Regions from separate parts of the Homo sapiens genome. Here all the other regions are linked to region 1. Evidence: chromatin loops called from intact Hi-C (ENCODE). Cell type or tissue: PC-3. All regions are shown on one strand.

Region 1 (2,500 bases):
CTACCTTTGGTTTTTCATGTTAGTGACCTTCAGATGGGGTTTCCGTGTGGACGTCCTTTTTCTTTATGTTTATGCTATTCCTTTCTATTTGTTAATTTTCCTTCTAACAGGCCCCTCTGATACAGGTCTGCTGGAGTTTGCTGGAGGTCCACTCCAGACCCTGTTTGCCTGGGTATCACTAGCAGAGGCTGCCAAACAGCAAAGATTGCTGCCTGTTCCTTCCTCTGGAAGCTTCGTCCCCCAGAGGGGCACCCACAAGATGCCAGCTGGAGCTCTCCTGTATGAGATGTCTGTCGACCCCTGCTGGGAGATGTCTCCCAGTCAGGAGGCATGGGGGTCAGGGACCCACTTGAGGAGGCAGTCTGTCCCTTAGCAGAGCTCAAGGGCTGTGCTGAGAGATCCTCTGCTTTCTTTAGAGCCAATGGGCAGGAATGTTTAAGTCTGCTGAAGCTGTGCCCACAGCCGCCCCTTTCCCCAGGTGTTCTGTCCCAGGGAGATGGGAGTTTTATCTATAAGCCCCTGACTGGGGCTGCTGCCTTTCTTTCAGAGATGCCCTGCCCAGAGAGGAGGAATCTAGAGAGGCAGTGTGGCTACAGAGGCTTTGTGGAGCTGCGGTGGGCTCCGCCCAGTTCGAACTTCCTGGCAGCTTTGTTTACACTCAGTTGGAAATGCAGAAATCACAGGCCTTCTGTGTTGATTTCACTGGGAACTGCAGACCAGAGCTGTTCCTATTCAGCCATACAGAGTCTCCCTCTTGGCAGCTCTTCAGAATAGAAGCCATGTCTCAGGCAGCAATGTGGCCAGATAGAAAGTTGGTGTTTCCTGTGCAAAAGAGTTAATCTTTGCAAGTGTGGTTCTGAGAAGTTGGTGGGAGACCCTATCTCTGCCAGTCATGGCAAAATACAGTCTGGGCAGGTTTCCAAGTTCAGCTGACATTCCTAAGCCAATGAGAAGTGTCCAAGATGGTTTCCAGCTTTCTCTCCAAGGGTAAGAGTTGAATGTGTTGACTGACCTTTACCAGCACGAACACATTTGCCATTTGACTCTGAGGAATAAATGGGTGACCTGACTGTGGGCACAGAGCTGAAGGCTGATTCTCCAGAAAACTCACCATCAGTTTGCTCAGCAACGCTGCTGACTCGGAACACATTTTGTTTTTTCTTTTTGAAACTGCACCATGCATTCTTGAAAGCATGACTCAACCTTACCAGCAGTCTCAGTGAGCTTGAAATGGCCTCAACTAGAGGATTTATAGCCTTTGCAAACACAGGGCACATTTCTTTGTTTCCTTTCAGAAACTGAGAAGTGATTCATTTTCAGTAAACAAAGAGAGGATTACCAACACATTTACTAGTCTGAAATTCAGCTTCCATTGAATGCAATTCCTTTAGTTCCTAGTAAAGGCATTGTGCATTTCAAACAGCTATCTTTCTTCTTTAATCCACTTTCTTTCTTCCTAGTGTGGAAAAGATATATAATTTAGCCCTCACTCAAATACAAATAAGATGAGTTTCAAAGGCCATTCAGGCCCTAATGTGTGTCCTTTGCAAGAACAAGAAACTGTGATTCTGAAGAATTTAAATACAGATACTGTTGGCAGCCAGAGATGTTTTCTGCTGTTGGAATGCAAAAGAAAATATTACTTTATAGCTGCACTGTGCCACTCCTGACATTGATGGGTCTTGTATTCACCAGAGGAGGGAAAATTAAAATATCTTACCTGTCTACACAGTATCCTTGGTGGTTACACAACAATAAAATATTCAGCAGTCTGATACCTTTACTGTTAAAACTGAAATACCAAATTGAAACTGGTTGAGAATGTGTGCAGTCTATTGTGTTCCTACTTTCTTTAGATTAGCTTTCTATCACAATAACTGCATTCAGTAGGGCTCATATTGTCTCAATTATAAAGTCAACTCCAGACATTAGCACTAGATTGCTTCAGCGAATCTCAAATATTTTTAACTGTTGACAAAAGTTTCAGTTTCATTATGCCAAGTTCCAGAGTAAAACTATGGTAATGTAATCACTTCTCAGACTTTCATTATTTGCATGTTCCCAGAAAATCATTATAACTTTCTAGAATTATCCTGAATGGTTCAAAGTAAGCAGTTTTCAAGTCAGTAGGAATTGCAGAGGCAGCTGATAGTCACTTATCCATTTGTTTATTAGAAATATGTCACAGCCAATTTTTGACATGAATCTTCTCATTTTCAGAAGAATGTTAGAAATAGCTCAGCTAATGTACCATAAAAGTTCAAATTTTGATAATGAAACTAAAAGCCATATTAACAAATGAACCCACTGCTTTATGCACCAGAAAGTGAGAATTTTATGTTCCCATTTTTTCCCTTGTATGGTATCCACAAATTTTCTTGACAGAAACTCAGCATCAATTCAGAAAAATTCTTTTTGACTGAATATTTTTAGTCATATGTTCCCTATTTAAGGTGTAGGACAGGAAAAAGGATTTTCTCTTTACTTTCATAGTTTTTAG
Region 2 (2,500 bases), 84 kb before region 1:
GTTATTCTGGGTTCTCCAGAGAAACAGAAGCAATTCAAGGGTGGGAGAGAGAAAGACATTGGTTTGTCATAAGGAATTACTATCATGGAGTCTGAGAATTCCCAAGATCTACAGTGTGAAAGAATCAGCAAGCTGGAGACCCAGGAGACCTGACAGTGGTTTCCAATTCAAAGGCCAGGAGGCTCATGTCCCAGGAAGAGCCTATGTTCAGTTCAAGTCTAAAGGCAAGGAAGAAATGTAACATCCCAGTTCAAAAGTAGTCAGGAAGAAGGAATTCTCTTTCTTGAGGGAGGGTCAGCCTTTTTATTTTATTCAGAACTTCAACTGATTAGATGAGGCCCCACCCACATCAGGCAGGGCAATCTGCTTTACTCAGTCTATCAATTTTAATGTAAATATCATCCAGAATCAGCCTCACAGGCACACTCAAATTACAGTTAACCAAGTATCTGGACATCTTGTGGCTTAGTCGAGTTGACAATTAGCCAACACATCACCCAAGTTGGGGATAGTATTCTACTAGTTTACATACCTGTTAGGGACTGATTTTTACACTTAAAGGTTAAAAGCAATTCAAATATTCACAAAATGCCATTATTATTATTAAAGCATAAAATAAGCAGCTGTGCTTTTGTTTATCTATTAAAAGGTTACCGGTTCAATGGTGAAGTCAATTTGCATTTAATAAAATCCTCAATAATAATGACTGGCTCTATTCAATGTCTGCAACCAGATATTTAAATTATTCTTTCTTATTCTCTAAATTACAAGAGCAAAACTCACAAATATAAATAACATGATTAATCATAAGTCTAAGTTCAGAGTTTATTTAAACATTTAAGTCACCTAACTCAATATATGGTGAAACTCAGTTGTAATTTGTTGTCTACAGGATGTGAAAGACTAAGGTCTGTCTGAATCATACGAATGTAGAAATGCATTTATTCTACTACCCCCATGAATGTTTAATGCATGTGGAAATTAGAAGCTTGTCACTTATTTCTTGAGTAAATTCATACAAAGAGATATATATTTAAGATAGTGTGGGTGGTGGTTTTAAAATATACCAACAATAAATTCTTTGTTACTTCTCCCTTTAAGAGGTAGATCTTAATTCCCCCATCCCTTGAGTGTGGGCTAGACTTAGTGACTCACTTCCTACAAATAGTATGTGTCAGAAATGATGACGTACAATGTCTGAGATTAGGTTATAAAGGATAGCATCCTTTCTGTCTTCTTTTTCCTTGGATGTGTCTCTCTGAGAGAAGCCAGCTACTTTATCATGAGAATCTATGGAGAGGTCACGTGGTGAGTAAAACTTAACATCCAGAAAGGAGCTAAGGCCTCCTGCCAACAGCCATGTGAGAATACGCCATCTTGGAAGTAGATCTTCCAGCCTCAGTCAGGCCTTCAGATGACTGCAGTCTCTGCTGAGATTTTCACGACAGCTGACTATAACAGGAAAGACCCTGAATCAGAACCTTCTAAGTCTCTCCCACATTCCTGATCCACAAAACACTGTGAGATAATAAATATTTTTTTCAGCTGCTGAGTTTGGGGGTAATTTGTTAGATAGCAATAGACAACTCAGACATGTAAAATTTATATTGTCATTATCATGAAATTTTTGTCCATGAATTTTTGTTCGCTTACAGTATGTTATATTCATAATTTATTGGCCATGTATTTTTAAAGTCAAAATATTTATGTGTGTATCTATAGGAATAACACAATTTTAATATTTTAAAATATTTTCCTCATGTGAACATCACCCTGAGCACAAGTGACAAAATTGTTAAATTGTTGCTCAATATTTGGTGAACATATTTCTCTGCCACAATAGTGGAAACTTCAAAAGTACCTTGAAACCCGCTTTAACCTTACTCCTTTTTTTTCAGTTGTGTATTAGTTTCAAGGGAAAATATAAATGATGGTTAGTACTTTCAATTTTTTTGTTTACAAAGCTCAAGCATAAGTTAAAAGCACAATGAATTCTAAATAAACTCTGCATTAGAATAATTAATTATCTGTCATTGTTTCCCCAAGATTAAAAATTTGTTCTTTCTTTGTCAACTCAGTTTTATTTTTTTCCTTTCCTTTACTCATCTATTCATTCTACATTAAGACTTATTTAATTGATTTTTCATTTTCTGTGCAATTCTACATTTTCCTTTTTTTCTATCTACTGTCTATCTTCACTTCTTTCCTGATGCTTTTATTCTACCCTTCCAGCTAGCACTAACATCTCCCTTATCTATATTCCAGCTACACTTATAATGTAGCATCTCAAGTGTATATATTTATATATACACACACACACACACACACACAATGTTCATTTTAACTTACAAATATTTCAACTATGTCATTCTTGTCTTTTAAACAAGATTGTGCACATTTTTTTTCTTTCTTTCTTTTTCTTACTCCTGATGCCTACCTAGTACAGGGTTTGGCCTAGTACAGTGTGTGAAGCATTCTATTAAATCATAATGCATTGTAT
Region 3 (2,500 bases), 660 kb before region 1:
GACTCTAAACCTAACTGCATTTTAAAAGAATGTATAAATGAATCTTTTAGTTCATTTTGTACGTCAAAAGTGGTTCAATCTAATAATTATTGTCATCAACACAATTAGGGCGCACAGAAATCTGAAATTCAAGAAATTAATATTGGTACATAGAAAGCCTCAGGATTCATTATTTGTATGTAATGGGAAAGAACTATTTTAGATTATGCTTCTCCTCTCCTAACGCAAAGCCAGCAGTTGTACTGTCTCCATCATTCAAATTCAATTCCCATTCACACACAGACATACCACTTACAACACAAACACACACACACATACACACACACCTGCAACACTTAAGAGATGATTTTTCATACTCCATTTGTGCAATAAGAACTTGAGCTAGTTTTCAGAATATATTAGAAACACGTAAACCTTCTTTGAAAATATGGTTGATGAAGACTCCATGGAAAATCTGACTTTGAACAAATGCAGTGAGAAGTCCAGAGAATCTTCTGTAATATTTATTAAAAGCCTTGCCCAGGGAAACAACTACTGCATGCCAACCACGTGGGGCATAATTGATAAGGGGTGTAAGAGAAGCAGAGTAAAACATGCCAAACCGATGGTGAAAAAAGAGAGTGCAGACCAAATCAAAGATATTTTTTTCTCTGATTAGTTCTGGCTAAGGGTATCATCAATTCCTTTTTGAGAAGTTATTAGGAGTTAAGACATAATCTGTACTGTACATGTTTTATAAATTATAGCATGGTCTTATAGGGAATCAATGAAGTTTATGCAGATAGACAAATAGACATGTAAGTCTAACTAATCATTCCCATCAAGATTCTAGTGGCTGAAACACACTTGTTGCTCTTTAAATGTACATCTTAGGTTACCTACATATCACAGTAAAAAGGACATTACTAATCCACCTTCACAGCCACACAGATAATTGGGTTTTCTGGCCAATGGCAGCAATCATCAGTGTTATATTAATTTCCTATAGATTATAGGAGGCCAAATGAGGAAATGGAATAGAAGGGATAGAATTTGAATGATCACTGTCACTGCTGGTTTACAGCCCTCTCATGTGTGTAGTTGAACCATTATAAGAAAAGTATAAACATTGTTTTCACTTGCCACAATCAACTCATAAACCCAAGTGAGTTTTTCCACCCCAGGCACTGCAGACAGAAGGGGGCATTGCAGCTCTATAAAATACACTGTGGATTTTTTTATTTTTATTTTTTTAATTTAGGTGTACTGAACTACCACCAACTACAAATTTGTGAGGGTCTGTGGTTTAACTCCAATCATAATAAAAATATGGAACTCTATATTCTACAGAATGAATTGAGTGACAGCAGAGAGACACAAGAGCTATAGTTAAGACACTTTTCTAAAAAAAAGTAAGATGATAGGCAAGAGACCTTTGGCAACTTAAATTTGATTTGGTAATAGATAAACTCCACCCTTTCTATACATTTGGTACCAGTGCTATCTCCTCTTCTGAAATGTAAAGGCAACATTTCTGCCTTGGGCAATTTGAAACCATAATGAATTCATTTTATTCTTCTTGGATATTATTCATTGGGGTGAGAGTTGCAAGAGAGGAGAACAAGAGTAAAATATCCTTAGACAGGCAGTTTCAATGATGTGGTTCCAACAATGATCATGCCAGATGTCTGATGGCAAGTCCTATTATTGTGATACTTCCCGCCCAATAAGAAGTTTGGAAAGTCAATAGATGCCCTGAAACTATTGCTTCCAAAGCTCAACTTAGAGTTCCTCCATCTCTTTCTGACCCTTGGTGTAGCAGTTTAATCAGATGTATCAGAACAGACAGCTGTGGTTCCCTTTTCGTTCTGAAAATAATGAGACCAAGAGTCTGTGAGTCTCTCCAACAGACAAGACACCTCCTCCATTGACAGACGTCTCCTTCCAGCTGCTTTTAACAATTTGAAATTGATTGAATCTGCAGGCTTTGAGGGATAATAGCCCCTCTTAACATTTTGAGAGGTACACAACTTGAAATGTTTCATCGTATTTCATTTCAGTGTTTCACACCGCTCTTCATTTAACCATCCAGGAAATGTAAACAGGACACTGCTTCACACTCCTGAGAGCCTGTAACGTTAAAACTTGTTTGCATGACCCTCACTGAGTAGCCTAATTAATCATCTCTGGGTGGTAGACTACACAAAATCACATTAGTCAGTTAAGTACGCATTGCCTATATCAGCAAATACTCTGCAAATATATTTTTTGGAAGTGGTGAAGGTGGCTGTCTTGCTCTTTAATGTTTAAATGTTTAGCATTTATGTTTTATTTGACTGCTAAAATTTCAAATTTCCTATAAGCAGAAGTATACATATAACATGGTACCTGAAGCACAATTTAAATCAGAATCATGTCCTAATTGTAACAAATTTCTGAAAGGCAAATAGTATTAGCTTAGGTTTTTTTTCTAAGGCAATACTAGAATCCATGTTCATCATTCAGACGTCCATAATCATTA
Region 4 (2,500 bases), 100 kb before region 1:
GCGGCACTGAATAAATACTTGTTTACTGATATCTCCACAGGGCTATTAAAATGATGAAACGATAATATTAAATGACTGCACATACTCATTGTCATATTCTTGCATATTCTGAGATTATTATACTTACCCTGTTCATTGTCAGAAAACCTCAGAGTTGAACATAAGACATCTGTATTTAGAAAGCAGGCTTTGTTAGCAATAGAGTTATACAAATGTGACCACAAATATTACTCATTAGGTCTTACAGCTCCTAGACCACATGCCTTCATCCTTGGTCTATCAAATATTCTAGACATCAGTGACTAAATACATATATTTTACAAATTTACTTTAGACCGTATGTTCATCTTAATCCATCAAGGAAATAAAAATTGTACCATGAATCCCTTCACTTTCTTTTTTTACACTAAACCCAAGAAGTCAGTAAAATGTAAAAGCTAAGCAGTTTCTAATTTCGGTTTACACATTTTCTGTAAACTGCAAAAATCCACCAGAGGAGGATTTTTATGTGTAATAAAAAACCTGCATAGCTTTCTCAGAAGGGGGTTTCATACCATACGATCCCTCACCAATCTAGAAAGAAAATGCAATTCCTGATCTGTAACTGCTAGCACACCCACCTGTCCCTTCTTCCCTAATGAGATGAAATTATAACGGGGAGAGCAATTTGCAAATATCCTCCCCTTGGCTGATTTATGCTTCTACATTGTGTGTCAAATCCTTTCTGAATCCTTTTTGTTGCATATATGAGAAGACATTTAGAAAAAGATTTTGGAATGCCTTTAATCTTCTAAATCAACAATAAAGAAAAAAATGAAATAAAGGTCAAGGTTTTGATATACTGCTTCTAAAGTACATCCCACACTGAGTAAAACACCATGAAATCATCTGTCAGAACTGACTTTCTTCCAGAGACTACATTCCAAGAGCGTGAAGAGAGCAAAGTGGCTATTGGATGGTTTCCTTAGATTCCAATGCACCTTAATCATATTCACAAGACTGTACGTTTTCATCACTGCAGGAGCTGGCAGAATTTTGTGACAATTCTGGGAAATGCTTTCAGATGGCCCCTTCTATGAATTATGAATGTTTCACAAAGCTCTATGGTAAATGGAATAGCCTTGTTCTCCACAAATGCAGGGGTGGATTAAGAGGTGGCCTTCCTTTGTTTCTTTGCCTTGAAATTTAATATTGTTTGCAAACAGAGAAATTAAATCTCGATGAAGGTAAGTAGGCTTTAATTAGTTGTAAACAATTATTTTGTCTTATGAAGAATTACATTTGTTTATTGTATTCATTAGAGATTGTATAAATACCACCATTTTCTTTCCAGACTGTGCTTAATGTGATATGAATAGATTTACAAATGACTGCTTTTAAAAAACAAAACAAAAAAAACAACTCAGTTCTCATTATTCATTCTTGTTGTTTTCTATAAAGTCACCACAAATGCTGAATAAGCAAATACTAAACCATTGCTCCTAGGGGAAGTACAGTGTTAGGTTCCTGCAAGCCTCTAGTCACACTTTTGTGAACCTTGTTTCATGTGTCTCTGTTTAAATACATCTTATTTAATATATAGTGTTGACTCATTAACATTGAACTCAGCCACCAGCACCATGACTCATGCCTGAATGAAATTTATTTAACACATGTATTTTCTCTGTAAGGCACATTACAGTCTTCTTCCACTGAGGAACAATAGACAACACTTCTGCACTACACTTGGGGACAATTTTAAACACTGAAATCACCGACAAGTAAGCACAAATGTGAAAAAATGGCACTCAATAGACTGAGAAAAGGACTCTTGTTTACAATATAAAAGATAAACAAGAAGACAGAGCATTGCCTTGCTTGACCTCAGCTGGGAACATGTGCTTCAGATGACTCAAATTCTTCCTGCTCTGCACATGTCCTTGAATGGCCATGAAAGCACTAATAGTGTTGATCTTGGGGTTATGAATAAATTTTAGCAAGTAGGAAAACTTACAAATACCAATTTCTCAAATAATGGGAATCAACTATATACATAGTCATCTGAGACATCTCTCTGCTCGAGACCATTTTTCACCTCAAAATAGTGGCCAGTTGTTAGGACAGAGTCAGGAAAGCCTGCTCAGTTACTGTGAGATCTCTGTTCCACTGTAGTCTTCATTCTATTTCTGCAGACTCCAAACAGTCTTATAATAAAAGTTACCTTCCTCATTTCCCTTTGTTTTATAGGTTCCCATGGGTGAATTTGGTGTTACAGCAAGATTTGAAACTGTCTGACCTGATAGGGGTGAAAAGAATCTGGCTGGACTGTCCACCTCTCACTGTGGGGGCAGCTCCTGGCTTAGAAGTTCTAGACCAGGTCCAAAGGCTGTTGACAGAGAACCCACATCTTATCACAGGAGATTCCAAGGAGTCACACAGATGGCCCCACGGAGGGTCAAGCTGGAAGAGGAAAGGGAAGGTGAAATATGAGAGAAGCTGAAAGGATATACAGCAGGAAGAC

Evidence for each region. A loop is a pair of places that touch in the nucleus more often than their neighbours do. Peaks named below come from ENCODE experiments on the same cell type or tissue, not always from the same donor. Only the 100,000 strongest peaks of a DNase experiment are listed, where the experiment ranks them.
Region 2: it touches region 1 in a loop (3-fold over the local background); 2 of 110 quality-filtered maps call a loop at or near these places.
Region 3: a loop joins it to region 1, with 4 times the contacts of the local background. A loop is called at or near these places in 4 of 110 quality-filtered maps.
Region 4: it touches region 1 in a loop (5-fold over the local background); 7 of 110 quality-filtered maps call a loop at or near these places.

What each region holds. Positions count from the first base shown.
Region 1 is chr12:58,424,388-58,426,887 of GRCh38, reverse strand. No RefSeq gene overlaps it. Among named protein-coding and RNA genes, the nearest start is that of LINC02403, 340 kb to the right of the region's middle. RefSeq lists enhancers at 475-594, 775-854, 859-1,806. In PC-3, no CTCF peak of the experiment used is centred here; DNase peaks (open chromatin) are centred at 677 and 1,247; H3K4me3 peaks cover 1,718 bases; H3K27ac peaks cover 2,500 bases.
Region 2 is chr12:58,508,072-58,510,571 of GRCh38, reverse strand. No RefSeq gene overlaps it. Among named protein-coding and RNA genes, the nearest start is that of LINC02388, 270 kb to the left of the region's middle. In PC-3, no CTCF peak of the experiment used is centred here; a DNase peak (open chromatin) is centred at 1,211; H3K27ac peaks cover 2,500 bases.
Region 3 is chr12:59,085,951-59,088,450 of GRCh38, reverse strand. The region is part of intron 3 of LRIG3-DT (LRIG3 divergent transcript); the gene reads right to left. Among named protein-coding and RNA genes, the nearest start is that of LRIG3-DT, 170 kb to the right of the region's middle. In PC-3, a CTCF peak has its summit at 1,164 (motif pointing right); no DNase peak of the experiment used is centred here.
Region 4 is chr12:58,528,562-58,531,061 of GRCh38, reverse strand. No RefSeq gene overlaps it. Among named protein-coding and RNA genes, the nearest start is that of LINC02388, 250 kb to the left of the region's middle. In PC-3, no CTCF peak of the experiment used is centred here; DNase peaks (open chromatin) are centred at 211, 941 and 1,601; H3K4me3 peaks cover 907 bases; H3K27ac peaks cover 2,500 bases.